Linked DNA regions of Homo sapiens: region 1 is linked to region 2. A link is a loop called in an ENCODE intact Hi-C map of the cell type or tissue named here. Cell type or tissue: heart left ventricle. All regions are shown on one strand. Region 1 overlaps PDE9A (phosphodiesterase 9A). Region 2 overlaps PDE9A (phosphodiesterase 9A).

Region 1 (8,000 bases), 77 kb before region 2:
GGCCTCCGGAGCCAAGAGAGATAAACCTCTGTGGTTTCATGTCACCCAGTTTGTGGTCTTTGTTATAGCAGCCCCAGGACACTCAGGGGGTTGCCTTGTCCACCCCCATCCTGGCCCTCTGAGGGACTGGTTGGCTCTTAGAAGACCGTTCAACCTGCCCTCTGGTCCTCCTCCCCCACCCAGAGACCCCTGGCTACACCCTGCCCAAGGGAGCTCACCAAAGCCCACAGGGTCCCTGTGATCTTGTCACCTGGGCTCCCACAGGCCAGCAGTGTTGGAACCTGGACATCTGGCTCCAGCCTTGGTGGCCACCCCCGACCTTGCTCTGCTCCTACAGCTCCCGGCCTTCCCTGCCCTGGCCGGCCCTTGCTGAATGTCCCCGCTCCTAGGAAGCCGGATGTGTCGCGTGCAGGTGCCTCTCTGCACTGTAATAACTCCTCACCAGGCACCCTTGGAGCCCAGGATCAAGTCACTCACCTTCCAACCCTGCCCCTGCCCAGAGACTGGCACGAGAACCAGTAACAGTTGTTGAATAATGAACAATGGATGCATGCAGCTCACCCGTGAGAGGGCGTTGCTCGGCTGGGCCAGGGATGAAGCTTCTCCCGCGTGGCTCCACCGTCTATCCCTCAAGCTCCTGATGCTCCCCTGGGCACCTCTGCGCCATGAGGCCCCGTTGAAGTCAGTTGGGGAGGCAGTGTGGACCGTGAGAAGGGAGTCCTAAGCACAGGAAACGCTGCCTTCCTGGGGCCCTAAAGAACAGGCTCACCTTCCCCAAGGGCCTTCAGGCCCTGACATCTAAAAAGATGTTCTTTATCAAAGGGGAAAGCAGCCCTGGGGTGGGGGCGTGGCCACCAGTGCAGTGGGCGTGGCCACAACCGAGAGGGCGTGGTCATTCGTGCAGTGGGCGTGGTCATCAAGAAAGGGCGTGGCTGCAGCCGGAAGGGCGTGGCTATCAGCTCCAGAAGGCCCTTCTTGCTGTCCTTGGACTTGGGTTCTCCTTGTCGACGAGGATCTCAGCTGGAGCTGCCAGGGGCAGGGCTGGCACCAAAGCACTTCTGAAGTCTCCCCGCCTCCCAAGTGTGAGGCTGTGGGGAAGGAGGGAGGGCAGCTGGCTTGTTTCTGGATGAGCCCATCTGACTCAGCAGCTGGGACCCAGCAGGAGCGCAGAGCAGGTCCTGAAGGTGCCGAGGCCCCACCCGCAGCTCCGTCTCAGCTTTGTGAGGGCTGCACTCCCCCGTGTGCATCCGGCGTCACAAAGGACCACAGGCCCGGCGGCCTCCACAGCAGACACCAAGGCCCTCGCGGTCTGAAGGCCGAATTCCCAGGTCAGGCTGCAGCAGGGCTGGTTCCTGAGGCCTCTCCTGGGCTGGCACCTCCTCCCCGTGTCCATGCAGGGCCGAGCCTCTGCATGTCTGTGTCCTCGGCGCCTCGTTTTACAAGGACATCTCATTTTAAAGGCCCGGTCTCCAAATAAGGTCATATCGTGAAGTGCTGGGGTCAGAACTACAGCATGAATTTTGACGGGACACAGTTCAGTCCATAGCACCCGCTTTGGGAAGTGGGAATGACCTCTCCCTTCCCCATCTTCTGGCCTTTGTAACCCTAATGTGGGAAAGCAGGAGGGATCCAGAACGACATTGGGTCACCAAAGAGAGCATCGCAGCCCAAAAGGTTGAAAGGCGGCACCAAGGTCCCGCGCCTGGTGACCGCCGACTCGCCCTCCCGGGCTCCAGGCTGTCCCCACTCCCCCCCGCCCCAACCCCAGCATGTTGAGGCGCCTGGTCCCAACTGCCCATTCACTCCCTGTACACAGACTGCTTCTTTGTCCTCCAGCCAGGGGTGAAGGGCCATGCTGGCGAAACAGCAAACAACCCCAACATGCTTTGCAGCCTGGCCAACCACATGACCAGTTTGAGGAGGTTGGCTGGAGATCACAATGAGGAAGTTGGATGAGGGGGTCCAACTTCTAGCAGCCCATAAGCCTATCCATTCAGACACCAAATCCATGGAAAACAGAGAGACAATATACTGATTTTCAAAAGGGAGACATACCCCAGCAAGTACAGACCAGGGAACAGGGTGCTGACGTGGCCACAGTTCTTAAACTACTCGACTTCATGGATGGGGCACAGTTTTTTTTAAAGGAGGATTTAGAATTCTATTTGGCAGGTGGCATGAAAAAGAGTTTTGAATAGAAACACACCCCTCCCTCCCAGTTGCCTGCCCAGTATGTTTGTTTTGTTCTCTTGAAACAAAGGAAGAGAGTGGTGAGGAGGGAGGGAAGATGAACCAGGAAGAATGAAAGCACTTGGCCTGCTTCTCAGATGGTCTTGGACTGTCTCCGCTCACAGGAGTTGCAGGTTTTTGGGTTTTATGCAAGTTCGGATCACAACAGGCCTCTTGCAAGAACCAGGCATTACCTTTATTCCAAAAGCCTTGCTGGGCCTTCTTGAAAGGACTGGCAGCCACCACTTCCCTAGAAACCCGTGGCAAGTTCCCTCCTCCCGACCCCCTGCTGTTTGGTCCAGGACCCCCTGCAGTCCTGACTGGGACCCACTTGGCCCTTCTCAAGGGACCCAGCACAGGACGTGTGTTTCTGCTTTGATGAACCGCCCTTTCCCCCCTGCAGTTCTAGTGGAATCTCCCCTCCCTTATCCCATTCCCACTTGGAAATGATGATGATGGAATGGGCGATGCCGGCTTACCAAGACATCCAAGCTCTCTGGGTCGAAGTTGGAGAGAGGGGTGCACAAAAAGGATTCCACTCCTGTCTGCCTTCCCCTGCCTCCCCGCTGGGGTGTCCCTTTCCCATGGTTTCCTCTAAATCTTTTCACCCATGTCCAGCCACACCATTCTCACATACTGCCTTGAAACTGGGCTCGAAGGGGCTGCGTGCTGAGAGAAGGTCCTCTCCCCCAGTGATCCTCCAGAGGGGCTGCCGCCTGGGTCCCCCGAGCACCTCCTACCCCACCCTCCCCATTCCTGCCATCCCCAGGGTCCAGGGAGCCCAGATTCCAGGGAAGGGTTGCATTAGCTCCCACTCGGAGTCCTGATGCAGCAGAGACAGACAGAGGCCCTGGGAGAAGTGAGCATGAATTATTAAGACAAGACAAGGGTGAGGCCCCAGAGAGGGGGTGGCGGAAGGGTCATGTTCATGCAGCGAGAGTTGCTTCGAGCTTGAACCGCGTATCCAGGAGTCAAGCAGATTGCAACTGGCGAGAGGCCTTCAGAAATGCCCCGTGAGAGTCCTGTGTGCAGAGCTCCATCTCAGCACACTTCCTGTTCTTTTGGTTCGTCGATTTTTGCATTTTCAGTCCCCTGTGATCCATTATTTATAACAGTGGAGATTGGCCTCAGACACTAGCAGTGAGGAAAACAAAAGCGAAGCTACGCAGAAAAATGACAAGAGTGATGAGCACAGCAGTCATGACAAATGAGCCCTGTGCGGAGGCCCGGGATCCGCGCAGATGCCGGCGCGGGGGAAATGGGCCCTGAAATCCCACCGTCAGGCCAGGCAGCTCTGAGCGTGACCTGGAGGGCTGTTCAGACGGTCTGGGTAGCCGTGTCCTGCGCATGAACATCCTCCGTCGGGAGAGGAATTCCCCACGGATTATCAGAGCTGCTCCCTCCACCCCCCGCCACGTCCCACGCGGGCCACATCAACTCCCTCTGCAGCCTCTGGCCAGCGGCTGAGCCCTCCGTGTCTCCCCTCGTTAATGCCTCCTTCACCATCCCCTCCTGAAGTTTCCCCCATTGCATACACGCGCTGAGGCCCACCCGGTATCAAGGACTCCCATTGCTTGCGAAAAAGATTCCACCCCTCTTAGAACAGAGACCAGGGCCGCTGTAGCAAATGGCCATAAATGCCACAGCTTAAAACAACAGAAACGGATTATCTCGCAGCTCTGGAGGATGGAGTCCAAAATCTGAATCGCTGGGCTGAAATCCAGGTGTGGGCAGGGCCGCGCTCCCTCTAGAGGCTCCCCCGGAGATTCCCTTCCTTGCCTCTTCCAGCTGCTGGTGGCTGCCAGCAGTTTGGGAATTGCGGCCGCATCACACCACCTTTCTGTTTGTTGTTGACATCCCCGCCTCCCCTGCCTGCGGGGTCTTAGATGTCTCTCTCCTTCCCACTGAGTTTCACTCCACATTTGAATTGGATTAACTCATGCCATGTTAGGCAAACGTGCCCCTCAAATCCTTCCACTTAACAGACATTTATTGAAGGTTCCTGTGTGCGGGGCCCAAGAGAAGGGACATTAAATTAGGAGATGAACCTTGGGAGGCCATGGCATGCTTCGGAGCCTCGGCGTCAAAATGACAACCCACACCCCACTTGGCGGTTCATCTGGGGCCCTGGAATCAGCAGACTGAGGCTGGAACCCAGCAATGGCACATGCTGGCTGTATGTTCTCGGGCCTCAGTTTCAACATCAGTGACATGGGGATAGAATCTGCCCAGCGGAGTTAAGTCACCGCATCCCGGAGAGCCGAGTGTCTCATAGAGGCTCCTGGTGTGGTCTCCATGCTGCTGCTCAGCACGGAATGAAGAGGTTCAGGAACTTGCCCACAGCCACGGATAATGAGGGACAGAGCTGGAATTGAGCCCGGGAACCTGCACACACAGCCCAGTGTGACCGTGCCTTCTAGAGAGAGGCCAGCCCTGGCACCAGGTGGGCATGCCAGCATCACCTTCAAGGTGTGCTTTAAGGATCCAAGATAATGTGGGTGCTTCAACAGATGCATGGCAATAAAAGGAAAGCACCATGTTTCACCTTCACACACACACACTTACACATTCACACACTCACATACTTACACACATTCTCATACACTCACACATATGCTTACACACATTCACAGGCTCACACATGCTTACACACACATTCACACGCACACACATTCACACGCACACATACACTTACACACATTCACACACATACACTTACATTCACACACATACACTTACATTCACACTCATACACATACATACATTCACACACATATTCACACATTCACACATACACATTCACACACATACACTTAGACACCACACTCACATTCACACACATTCACATACATTTACACACACATCCACACACACATTCACACACATTCACATTTACATTCACAAACATTCACACATACATTCACACGCACTTACAGTCACACATACACTTATACACAGTCACACAGACTTGCACATAGACTTACACACATACACTTACACACGCACTCACACCTTCACACACACAGGCAATCACACATTCACACTCACGTACACTTACCCACACATTCACACATACACACACCACATACACGCATACACTTACACATGCACTCACACACTATCACATTCACACACACATACACTTACAAACTATCATTCACACACATACACACATACACATGCATTCACACACATGCTCACACACTCACACATACACTTACACTCACAGTCACATACACCCACATTCACACACATACACTCACATTCACACGCACATACACTCTGACACACATATACATACATTCACTCACACATACATTCACACACACACGGATGCATTAGTTTTCAAGTCAGGATCCTAGCACAGCCCACACCCTGCATTTGCTTGGTGTCTCCTGAGGTCTCTAGTTATACTTCCCATCCCTTTTCTTGCCATGTATTTCCTGAACACATGTTATCTTTGATCCTTAAACCATGACTTAGAGATACAGATGTATGACAAGCTGAGAGATGATGTGAGACTGTTGTTAATTTTTTCTCCATGTACTAATTACATTGTGGTTATCTTAACCACAAAGGAAGCGTTCTACTCCAGAGAACCGCGTGGAAACAGTGCAGATGGACTAGCACGATACCTGAGAGGAGCTTTAGGATAACTCCGGTGCTGGGGAGGTTGGGGCCCAGTTCAAGCAGGAGGGGAGGCGTGGGGACAGGTGTTGAAGCTGTGGGTGTGCAGCGGAGGCTTCATGACGCTTTCCTCCTGCTCTTGTGTACGTCTGAGCATTTCCATAACAGGGAAGTGTTTTGTTTTGTTTTTTAAATAACATTTTAAATGCCTCTGGCACATGGGAATCCATGGTAATTTCTGTCGTTGTTGTATATTCTTTTTCAAATGCAAGGACCTGAAAAATATCTCCTAAACTGGAAAAGGAAATGAGGCTGAATACAGATTTTATTTTAGCAAATAGAGAAGCAGTGATTGTCTGGCGGTTAACTGTAATCCATTCTGAGTGTGACTTTACTGTTAAGTATTCTAAAAACAAGAGACCAAACAAAATGAACAATATGTCCAAATGTGTATATATATAATTTGTAACTAGAGGTAAATTGCAGATGAATTGCAGATGTACACAGACAGATGGATGGACAGATGATTGATATAGATTGATTGACAGATGATTCATAGATAACTTGCAATGTTTCTTCAGTGAACGCATATTTATTTCTTGGGTAATAAGAAAAAACAATAGAATGTGGAATTTGGGGCTTGGCCTCTTTTAGCTCATTTAAAAAAATATTAAACACTTGGAATTATCGAGCGCTGAAAAAGGCAATAGAAAATTCACCTTTTAACTCCCTCAAAGATAGAAATGTGTGAATCTGCTAGTGGGTTGCGTTTGGCTGGTCCTGCAGGCTGATTTGGTCTGTTCTCTCTCCCAGAGAGATCCCCAAGCCCGGCTGAGATGTGCCTGTTTGTCTTGAGGGCAGACAAAGCCTAGCAAAATCTTATGGAAGCTGATATAAAAGCTTAATAGCTTATAAAAGCTCTAAAAATGATTCACAGTCTAGGATAGAGAAAATAAAAGGAATTTGAATTGGTTTATTTTCCTTTAGAGGAGCCTAAATCAATATTTATTCTGAGTATGCAATCAGAAATATCAGTAATTTGAGAACAAGGCAAACAGAGCTGCACATCCCGTTATGGCCACGAGCCCACCTCGCCTTCGTTCAGACCACAGCTGAAGGTCTGACTTAGGTGCAGCACGCACCCCTGGAGCTGAGGGCCTGGAGCAGGGCCAGGCCGGGCTCTTCTCTCTCTTGTCTGTCCTCGTCTGTGGGGGAATGAAGATGACACAGCACTCAGGAGGTCCTTTTCAGGACCCAGAGTCACTGGGCTTTTAGGGCGTTTGGCTCTGGTTCTAGCCCGAGTGTGGTCTCAGTCCCCATTGGTGGTTGTGGTTGTGGCATGGGCATCATTAGTCACACAACATAAAACCACAGAACGCAGAATTTGCTCACCCTGGTTCACACAGGAGCAAGCTTGGGCACCAGCACCCCCTGAACGCATGCCAAAGGGCAGGTCCAGCTCAGTGCTGGGGTGTGGAGGAACCCACCTGGGGCCTGCCTGCAAAGACAGATGCCCTGCCGTGTTTAGAAAAAGAGAAAACTGGCCTAAACCACAGTGAGGTCAAATGGATCATTTAACCCGTCGAGTTTGGTTTCTTGTTCATCCGACGCGGTTGATCTTATTAACGCATATGTGTTTGTGTTGATGTGGCCTCCAGCTTCTGTCGCACTGTGGACACAGTTGGATGTGGCTGCTAATCAATGCGGGGCTCCGTAGGTCAGTGAGAGCAATCAGAGCCTGCTGTGCGGTGGCATCCCCGAGTTAAGACAGGCTTTTGTCCCATACTCTATTGAAACACCCAGAAATGCTGACATGTTGAAGTTAAGGCCATGTGCCTTGGTGCTACTTGCTTGCGAAACAGCCTTTGAAGGAAAAAGGAGGAGGAGGATCCATGAGTTTCAAGGGTCCCCTCCTGTAATCACGGCTGCCACTCAACGGAGTAAGTAATGTGTAGCGGGCCCTCTATCTGCATGACGAATCCTCCTAACATTCCTGTGGGCGAGGTAGGATTTGTCTCGCTTTGCAGCCGAAGAATCAGAGCCTCAGAAAAGTTAAGAAATCTTCCCTGGGTCAAGCTGGTAGGAGGAGGGACTGGAACTGAACTCACATCTCCACCTCCTCTCTTCCTACTCCTCTGCCTTTC
Region 2 (8,000 bases):
GAAAGAGCCATTCACCCAGTGCCGGCTGTGCGGGAGACCAGAGTTTTATTATTCCTCAAATCAGTCTCCCCGAGCATTCGGGGCGCAGAGTTTTTAAGGATAACTTAGTGGGTGGTGGGAAGCCAGTGAGCCAGGAATGCTGATTGATTGGTCAGGGAGGAAATCATAGGGAGTTGAAGCTGTCTGCTTTTTTTTTTTTTTTTTTTTTTTTTTGAGACAGAGTCTCACTCTGTCCCCCAGGCCAGAGTACAGTGGCGTGATCTCGGCTCACTGCAACCTCCGCCTCCCGGGTTCAAGCTATTCTCCTGCCTCAGCCTCCCGAGTAGCTGGGACTACAGGCACTGGCACACCATGCCCGGCTAATTTTTGTATTTTTAGTAGAGACAGGGTTTCACTATATTGGCCAGGCTGGTCTTGAACTCCTGACCTCGTGATCTGCCCACCTCAGCCTCCCAAAGTGCTGGGATTACAGGCGTGAGCCACTGTGCCTGGCTGCAGCTGTCTTCTTGCACTGAGTCAGTTCCTGACTGGGGCCAGAAGACCAGACGAGCCAGTTTATCTATCTGGGTGGTGCCAGCTGATCCATCAACTGCAGGGTCTCCAAAATATCTCAAGCGCTGATCTTAGGAGCAATTTAGGGAGGGTCAGAATCTCGTAGTCTCCAGCTGCGTGACTCTTAAACTGTAATTTCTAATCCTGTGGCTGTTAGTCTCGTCCCCAGGCAAGAAGCAGGTCTGCTTTGGGAAAGGGCTGTTACAGTCTTTGTCTAAACTATAAACTACAAATGAAGTTTCTCCCAAAGTTAGTTCAGCCAAGGAATGAACACAGACAGCTTGGAGGTTCGAAGCAAGATGGAGCCCGCTAAGTTAGATCTCTTTCACTGTCTCAGTCATAATTTGGCCAAGGCAGTTTCAACTCCAGGAATGTGATCAAGTCCAAGTTCTGCTGATCCTCAACTTTGCCTATTTATTTCTCTTCTGTTTTAAGTCAACACTTTCTCCTGGTGAAACTGCTCTGGAAGGACGTTCCAATGAAAAGCTTTTCCCATAATGAGATCGTAATCCTTGCTGAAAACGCTTTGCCGTTCACTGCATTTTAATGCTCTGGCACCACATGTGCCCCCTTTTCTTTTTGGGATAAAAGACGCCTTTGTCCCATGTCCTCAGCTGGTGCTTAGGGGTATGGAGCAAAAAGTGGGTGCCAGAGTTGAGATTCAGGGAGTGGAGAGTGGGGAGGAGCTTCTGCCTTCTGAAAACTGCCCGGATGGATGCGGTAGTGCAGCGGTGGCCACGGCACATGCCTGCGAGGATAGAGTCAGTTGTGGCTGAGCTAAGCGCGGAAGTGCAGGCAAAACCTGAGTATCGGCAGCCAGGGCAGGTGTGGGGACCTCTGCACTGAGGTATATTCCTCCCTGGGAGCCACAGGGAGCCCTTAGTTACCAGCCTTGAGAGATCCTCCACATTCGTCCGTGGTAACCCCCTTGCTGTCTCTCTCTCTGTCACCAGTGGAAGGACTAAAAGTGGTGGAGATTGAGAAATGCAAGAGTGACATTAAGAAGATGAGGGAGGAGCTGGCGGCCAGAAGCAGCAGGTAGGGTCTGCGCTGGGGCCACGGGCGGCCGGGCCTGGGGAGGGCTCCCCGTACCAGTTGGGCTGGGGCTGTGGGCTTTGTTTGCCTAAAAGAAAGGCTGGTGCAGTTCGGTACAGTTCAGGCTTGGGAGAGTGCAGTCTGGAGGCAGCCACCCTGCTTGCGACCTGCTTGTCAGTGGTGTGACTTTCTTCTAACAAAAGAGCACGCATGGGCCGGGTGTGGTGGCTCACGCCTGTAATCCCAGCACTTTGGGAGGCCGAGGTGGGAGGATCACCTGAGGACAGGAGTTCAATACCGGCTTGGCCAACATGGTGAAACCCCGTCTCTACTAAAAATACAAACGGTAGCCAGGCATGGTGGCACATGCCTGTAACCCCAGCTACTTGGGAAGCTGAGGCGGGAGAATCGCTTGAACCCAGGAGGTGGAGGTTGCAGTGAGCCGAGATCGCGCCACTGCACTCCAGCCTGGGCTCGACAGAGCAAGACTCTGTCTCAAGAAAAAAAGAGCACATATTGGAGATAGGGGCTGGGAAGACGATTTCACAGAAGAAGAGTCCTCCTCCTGCAGATCCAAGCCTTAGGAGCAATGTGTCCAGCTTGGAATAAGTTGATATCCACTTTTAAAGACAGAACAAGAAGAGGAAAAGCATTAGGGGAGGAGCCTCCTGTTGCCCCCAGGGACCCGGTTCCTTGTGTGATGTTCCCACTGGGTTGCATTCCAGCGAGGGCTTCAGCACTGGGGACACAGAAGTCATTCTCCTGGGAACAGGCATCCTTCACAGGCGCTTCGGGGGGCCCAGTGAGCTGTGACTCGTGGGGAAAATGCCCCAGTCTCCACGATGCCACCTCCAAAGTCAGTTTTGTGTACAGCAGGACTCTTTACTGGAGCCAGGGTCAGGACACGTGTGGATGAACCACGACCAAACTGGGGATGGAAATGCCGGTAGTAGCAAAGAGACGGCGGTGATGATGAGCAGAGCGCATGCATTGAGGCACTTACTGTGTGCGGGCGCTGTGCTTAGTGAGGGGCACACAGGACCTGCTCACACCTCCGGGCTTTGCCTCCATGCCCGCTGGTGCCAGCCCAGACACCACAGGCATATGATGTGGCTCATGGTTCCCCAGAGTGCCACTGCCCGGCCTCAGTGGGATTTAATGGGGACTAATGGACTGAGAAACAGCCCTGTGCAATTGCACTGAGTTGTCTCAGAGCCACCTGGCATGCTGACGATCATTCCCTGATTTTGAAATTGAGGGCAATCTGCTTATTGAGGAAGCGTGGCAAGTGAAAGGGTCTCAGAGGCAGAAGGTGAAGGGAAAGCCGACGGGCCTCATCTGGTCCCCTCAAAGCCCCGGGGGCCTGGCCTCGGGGTGGGCGCAGGGAGGAAGGCCGAGCGGAAGGAAGCAGGCCTTGTCTGAGCCACGTGAGAGCCTGTCCTACAGGGACCGTGCCACGTGTCTGTCCCATGCACTCATGGGCTCATTTGGAGTTAGGGATGTCTCAGCCCAATTGACTTAGGGGAAGTCAGGCCATAGTTTGTGGCCATGGAAAGTTGTGAGTGAACAATCCATCTTCGTCATCCCTGTGCTGGAGGCTCTTTAAAGGACGGGAGACAGAGTCTCTCATTTGTGAGCCAAGGAAGAGCTCCCAAGTTGCACAGGGACGGCCACACAGCTGGGGTCCCAAGGCTGGGACCTGGCAAGGCTGGGACCCGGCTTGGCAGCCTCAGACACACAGCACCTTCACCTGTGGCACCGCCCTTGGCCGTGGGCTCTACGTGGCTTGGTTCAGCCCTCTGGCTGTCCCTTGCGCCCCAGGTGCCATGGCTGCTTTGGCAGGAGGGTGGTGTTCCAGGGTGGTGCTGCCTGGCAGGGTTCCCCTCTGCCCAGAGCCAGGCGGAGATGGGTGGCCTCAAGCTGGGGCTGCGGGTGTAGCAGGGCCAGCCTTTCCAGCCCCACCAGCAGCACGAGGGGAAGAGGACAAAAACTGAGTTCTAGTCTTCAGCCTGAAACCAGACTCCCTGAACAGCGGCCTCTGGGCCCCATATGGGTTGGGGAACTCCACCGCCCCAAGGGGTGTGTCTGGAGCCAGGCCATGCCTCCCGAAGCTGCCCCCAGCTCCTCACCCACAACTGTGTGTCCCTGAGCACTTTCTGGAGGTGTTTGTAGGATGCAGCCTCTTATCCCTTAAACGACTGCATTTACCGCCCACCTACAGCAGCAGGAGTGAGTGGTGAGACAGCCTCCGGCCTCACAGGTCTTGCCTCTGCCGTGCCTGATGGGCACCCGCTCTGTAGAAAGCAAGGCGAGTGCTCGGATCACACGCCGCTCCTGGCGTGGTTTCTGGTGTGCACTAGTCCTGCAGGTCAGGTTGAGGTTGCAGGGGGGAAGATTATTTTTATCGAAGTTGTAGTCATTTCCTGGGGCTGCGTAACGAATTCTCATAAACTGGGCAGCTTAAAACAATAGAAATGTATTCCCACATAGTTCTGGAGGCCACAAGTCCAAAATCAAGGTGCCAGCAGGCCCTGCCACCTCTGAAGGCCCCAGGGGAGGGACCTTCCCGGTCTCTCTTGGCCTCTGGTGGCTGCCGGCGGCATTCTCTGCCTGCTTCTTCACCTGGTGCTCCCATCCGTTCTGTCCAAATTCCCCCTTTTTGTAAGGACACCCATCCTATTGGAGTAGGGGTCACCCTCCTCCAGGATGACATCCCCTTAACTACATCTGCAACAGTCATGTCCCCAAATGAGGTCACCCTCAGAGGCAGCAGGGTTAGGACTTCAACATACAACTTTTGGGGGGAGATGTACTTCAGCCCATAACACACCACGTGGGAGGATAACACCGATTTCAGAGCTTGCAGAGGAAGCCGCCAGGAACTCCAGTGAGACATCAGCCCCCAGGTGCCTGTCAGGCACGCCGGGCTGTGGGGGGCACCTGGGCCCATCTGAGTAACGGAGGCGCATCCGCACTTCCCCCAGGAGTACATTTTTAGAACCCACAGCGCCATAAACCAAAGACAAGGAGACTTCCTGGTGCCCCGTCAGCTTCTGGAGGCGACGTTCTCGGCTGACAGCTCTGGCAGCCTCCCCTGTAGGTGAGAGACAGGTAAATGGGACTCTTGCTTCCAAAACGGAACAGGGTAAAAATTCTCAAGCGTTGTCGACACATTGAGAAAAAACAAATCCAGCCTCCTGGGCTCTGGTCTCATCCCCAGCCGCGTCATGTGCCCCAGGCCGGCGTTGCCACACATGAAACCCCTTCCTGTTTTTCTATGTAGAAAGGAACTCAGAATAGAGACACTGAGATATTCGTGTTGTCCCTTTTGTCTTTGTCAACAGCAGAGTTACATCTTACTCATGAGAGCCCTGTAGCAATGTGGGGACCCTGGGACCAGTCTCAGTTAAGCTGGAACTTCCCCGGATGACTGGGGAGAGGAGCTGCAAAAGGCAGGGTGGGGGTGGGGGGCCTTCCCGAGATGGCAGCCCAGCCAGAGGCCAGCGTTCTTGCCTCTGGGAAGAGAATAAAGGCCCCAGACAGGGTGGAGCTAGCTCAGCCCCGTGCCACACAAATGGCCAGTGTGAGCCTGAAATGTGGAGCTACATTCAGCCCACATAGCACACCCTGGTGGGGCCTCGGAGCCAGGGGTATGGATCCACCAGAAGCTGCCCCTTGGGAACAGCAGTGGCATCGGGGTCCGGCACACAGCACCCGGGAGCAGGTGGCCGTCCCCTGACACTCACGGGCTAGGTTTCTCCTGCTTTTCCCTCAAAGAGGACAGAGGTCCAACTGCCAGCTTACATTTAGGGCAGGGGCAGGGGCAGGTCTACCCCAGGGGCCACGGCCACTCTGGCCCCCAGCACTGTGCCAGGCAGAGAGCAGAGCATGGAATATGGGGTTCACCCAGAGCTGGGGAGTCTGCAGGAGCCTGGGGTGGCAACTGAGGGCTCAGCGTTCATCCCAAACAAATGGCCTTGCCCACTGGCCTAAGCCCCAGAGAAGGGGGATGGGGACCCCAGGAAATGAAAGCAAAGATAAGCTCCAAATAGGATGAAAAGAAAGAGCTCCATGCCAGCTGCTCTGTTTGCTGAAGACGCTGGTTCCCGTGGCAGCGGAGCGCAGAGAGAGGGGCTGCCTGGCCAGGCAGGGTCAGCGGGCCCCAGCAGACCCTCCTCTGCTCCCAGCTCTGGTATCTGCAAGGAAACAGCGGGATTCGAACAGTCAAACTGTCTTGCTCGGTGAAGATTTCCATAACCCTCCTGGGGAATGCAGGAGACTTACAGAGACAGCACATGTGCGAATGTTTACACAAAACAGGTTAAAAGCAGCGAAGAAATCATCATCATGCCATCTATTTTTTTTAACTACGCAGAAAACGTTCGTTACTTCTCAGAAATGTGTAAATGGAATTTCTCGTTTAATGGATGACAATGGAAATCATTTGATTGGTGCATTTTGTTGGTTGGTTTTGTTAATACTTTGCTGAATCTGTTAGCGTTCCCCCTTACACATCAAACTGTGGTAGCAACTCTGATGGGTTTTGCAAGCATGAAACAGAGGGAAGGGCTACCAAATGGATCTCCGTGGAGCGGTGGTTATCACGGGGAAGAGACGGCAGCATGCCGAGAAAATAACACCGAAGCCTCTTTTTCCAGAAAGGAAATAGATTGATTATTCTAGTTTTGAAAATAGCACAGGCTCATTGGAAAACCTCCAAACTACACTGATGGGAGCTGAAGGGTGCACACCGATCATGACAACAGCCGGCAATGTCCCCCCAGTTTAAACCTGGACACGAGGCCTTCTAGATGTTTTTCTGTGCATAGATACCTTGTTTTGAAAAACAACTAAAACATGCGTTGTGTAGTCTTTTTTTTTACTAGTGGCATTGTGAGCAATAAATAGATTAAATTTTAACCAGCGTACAGCTCATAGATTTTCCCAGAAGGCCACAATCAAGCACTCTTTTTAAACCTACCGAATGTGCTCTTTCTTCCTCGTAGCGTGGCATTTTTTGGCACTTGCTTTCAGTACATACTGTGCATAGCATTCTTATTTTCCCTTTTCATGTCAAGTTTCCTCACTTGGCATAATATCCGTGATGATCCTCCTAATGGCATAATAGTCCATCATGCGGAGGCACTGTGCTGGTTTAAACCGCTTCCCGTCTTGGGACATTCAGGTGGCTTCTAGTCGGTTTTGTGTTTTTGTTACAGCAGATCACACCACGGTGAATATCTGTGTGCATAGAGCTGTTTGTTCCTGTTTAATTCTTGGCTTAAGATAAATTCCCCAGGATAGATATGTGGGCTTAAAGGATACGAATTTCTATATGGCTCTTACTGGGCAGTATTAACTTGCTCTCCCAGAAGAAGGGGCTTTATTTACAAATCGCAGGAGCTTCTGCTGCATTTAGCTCCCTGAGTGCCCCCATAGCCTGGTGAATGTCACACAAGCCAGGCGTGACCCCCACCCACCATCGTCCAAGTACACAGGGAGCCTGTTCACTTCCAAGCAAGTTCACACCCATAGGGTGTGAACCCAGATCGGCCCAGCCCCCTGGTGCACTCTGCTGCAGGGGCCCAAGAGCAGCCAGACCTCCTGGGGCAGCTGCTCCTCATTCAGCCTCTGGGGACCACCCTGAAGCCAGCACACTGCCCAACCGGAAGGTGGCTTTCCTCTGAAACATGCCTGGCTCACTTTGCCCTGCTCCTATGTGGGATACCTCGATACCAAGTGCTAAACAAAAACAGAGTCAGACAGAAAACTCATCTGCTAACATTACATGTAACAGGGAAAGTTGGAAACATTCTAAAAGTCCATCACTGGGGACTGGATTGCTAACGTGTGCTATGGCCACACCCTGGAGAAACTTGGAAAATGAAGCTAAGCTCTGTGGAGCAACTTGGGATGAGTTCATGATATGTTAGATGACAAAGCAGGTTGCAGCAGACTGACTTTGGTGCAATTCCATCTTTGTTTAAAAGTACAAAGGGGCTGGGCGCAGTGGCTCACGCCTGTAATCCCAACACTTTGGGAGGCCAAGGCAGGTGGATCGCTTGAAGTCAGGAGTTCACGACCAGCCTGGCCAACATGGTGAAACCCCGTCTCTACTAAAAGTACAAAAATTAGTCAGGTGTGGCAGCATGCACCTGTAATCCCAGCTACTCAGGAGGCTGAAGCACGAGAATTGCTTAAACCCAGGAGGCAGAGGTTGCGGTGAGCAAAGATTGCGCCACTGCACTCCAGCCTGGGCAACAGAGTGAGACTCTGTCTCAAAAATAAATAAATAAATAAAAATTTTAAAAAGTACAAAGGGGCGGGGTGCAGTGACTCACACCTGTCATCCCAATACTTTGGGAGGCTGAGGCAGAAGGATCGTTTGAACCTAGGAGTTCAAGACCAGCCTG

What was found. A loop is a pair of places that touch in the nucleus more often than their neighbours do. Peaks named below come from ENCODE experiments on the same cell type or tissue, not always from the same donor. Only the 100,000 strongest peaks of a DNase experiment are listed, where the experiment ranks them.
Region 1: it touches region 2 in a loop (1.9-fold over the local background); 11 of 110 quality-filtered maps call a loop at or near these places.

Annotation. Positions count from the first base shown.
Region 1 is chr21:42,665,265-42,673,264 of GRCh38, forward strand. The region is part of intron 1 of PDE9A (phosphodiesterase 9A); the gene reads left to right. Among named protein-coding and RNA genes, the nearest start is that of PDE9A, 16 kb to the left of the region's middle. RefSeq lists enhancers at 773-1,279, 2,775-3,721, 3,722-4,667. In heart left ventricle, a CTCF peak has its summit at 3,981 (motif pointing left); no DNase peak of the experiment used is centred here.
Region 2 is chr21:42,742,271-42,750,270 of GRCh38, forward strand. PDE9A (phosphodiesterase 9A) reads left to right here. Exons shown (of 20, transcript NM_002606.3): 8 at 1,506-1,590. Among named protein-coding and RNA genes, the nearest start is that of PDE9A-AS1, 4.5 kb to the left of the region's middle. In heart left ventricle, no CTCF peak of the experiment used is centred here; DNase peaks (open chromatin) are centred at 3,381, 4,081 and 4,831; H3K27ac peaks cover 372 bases.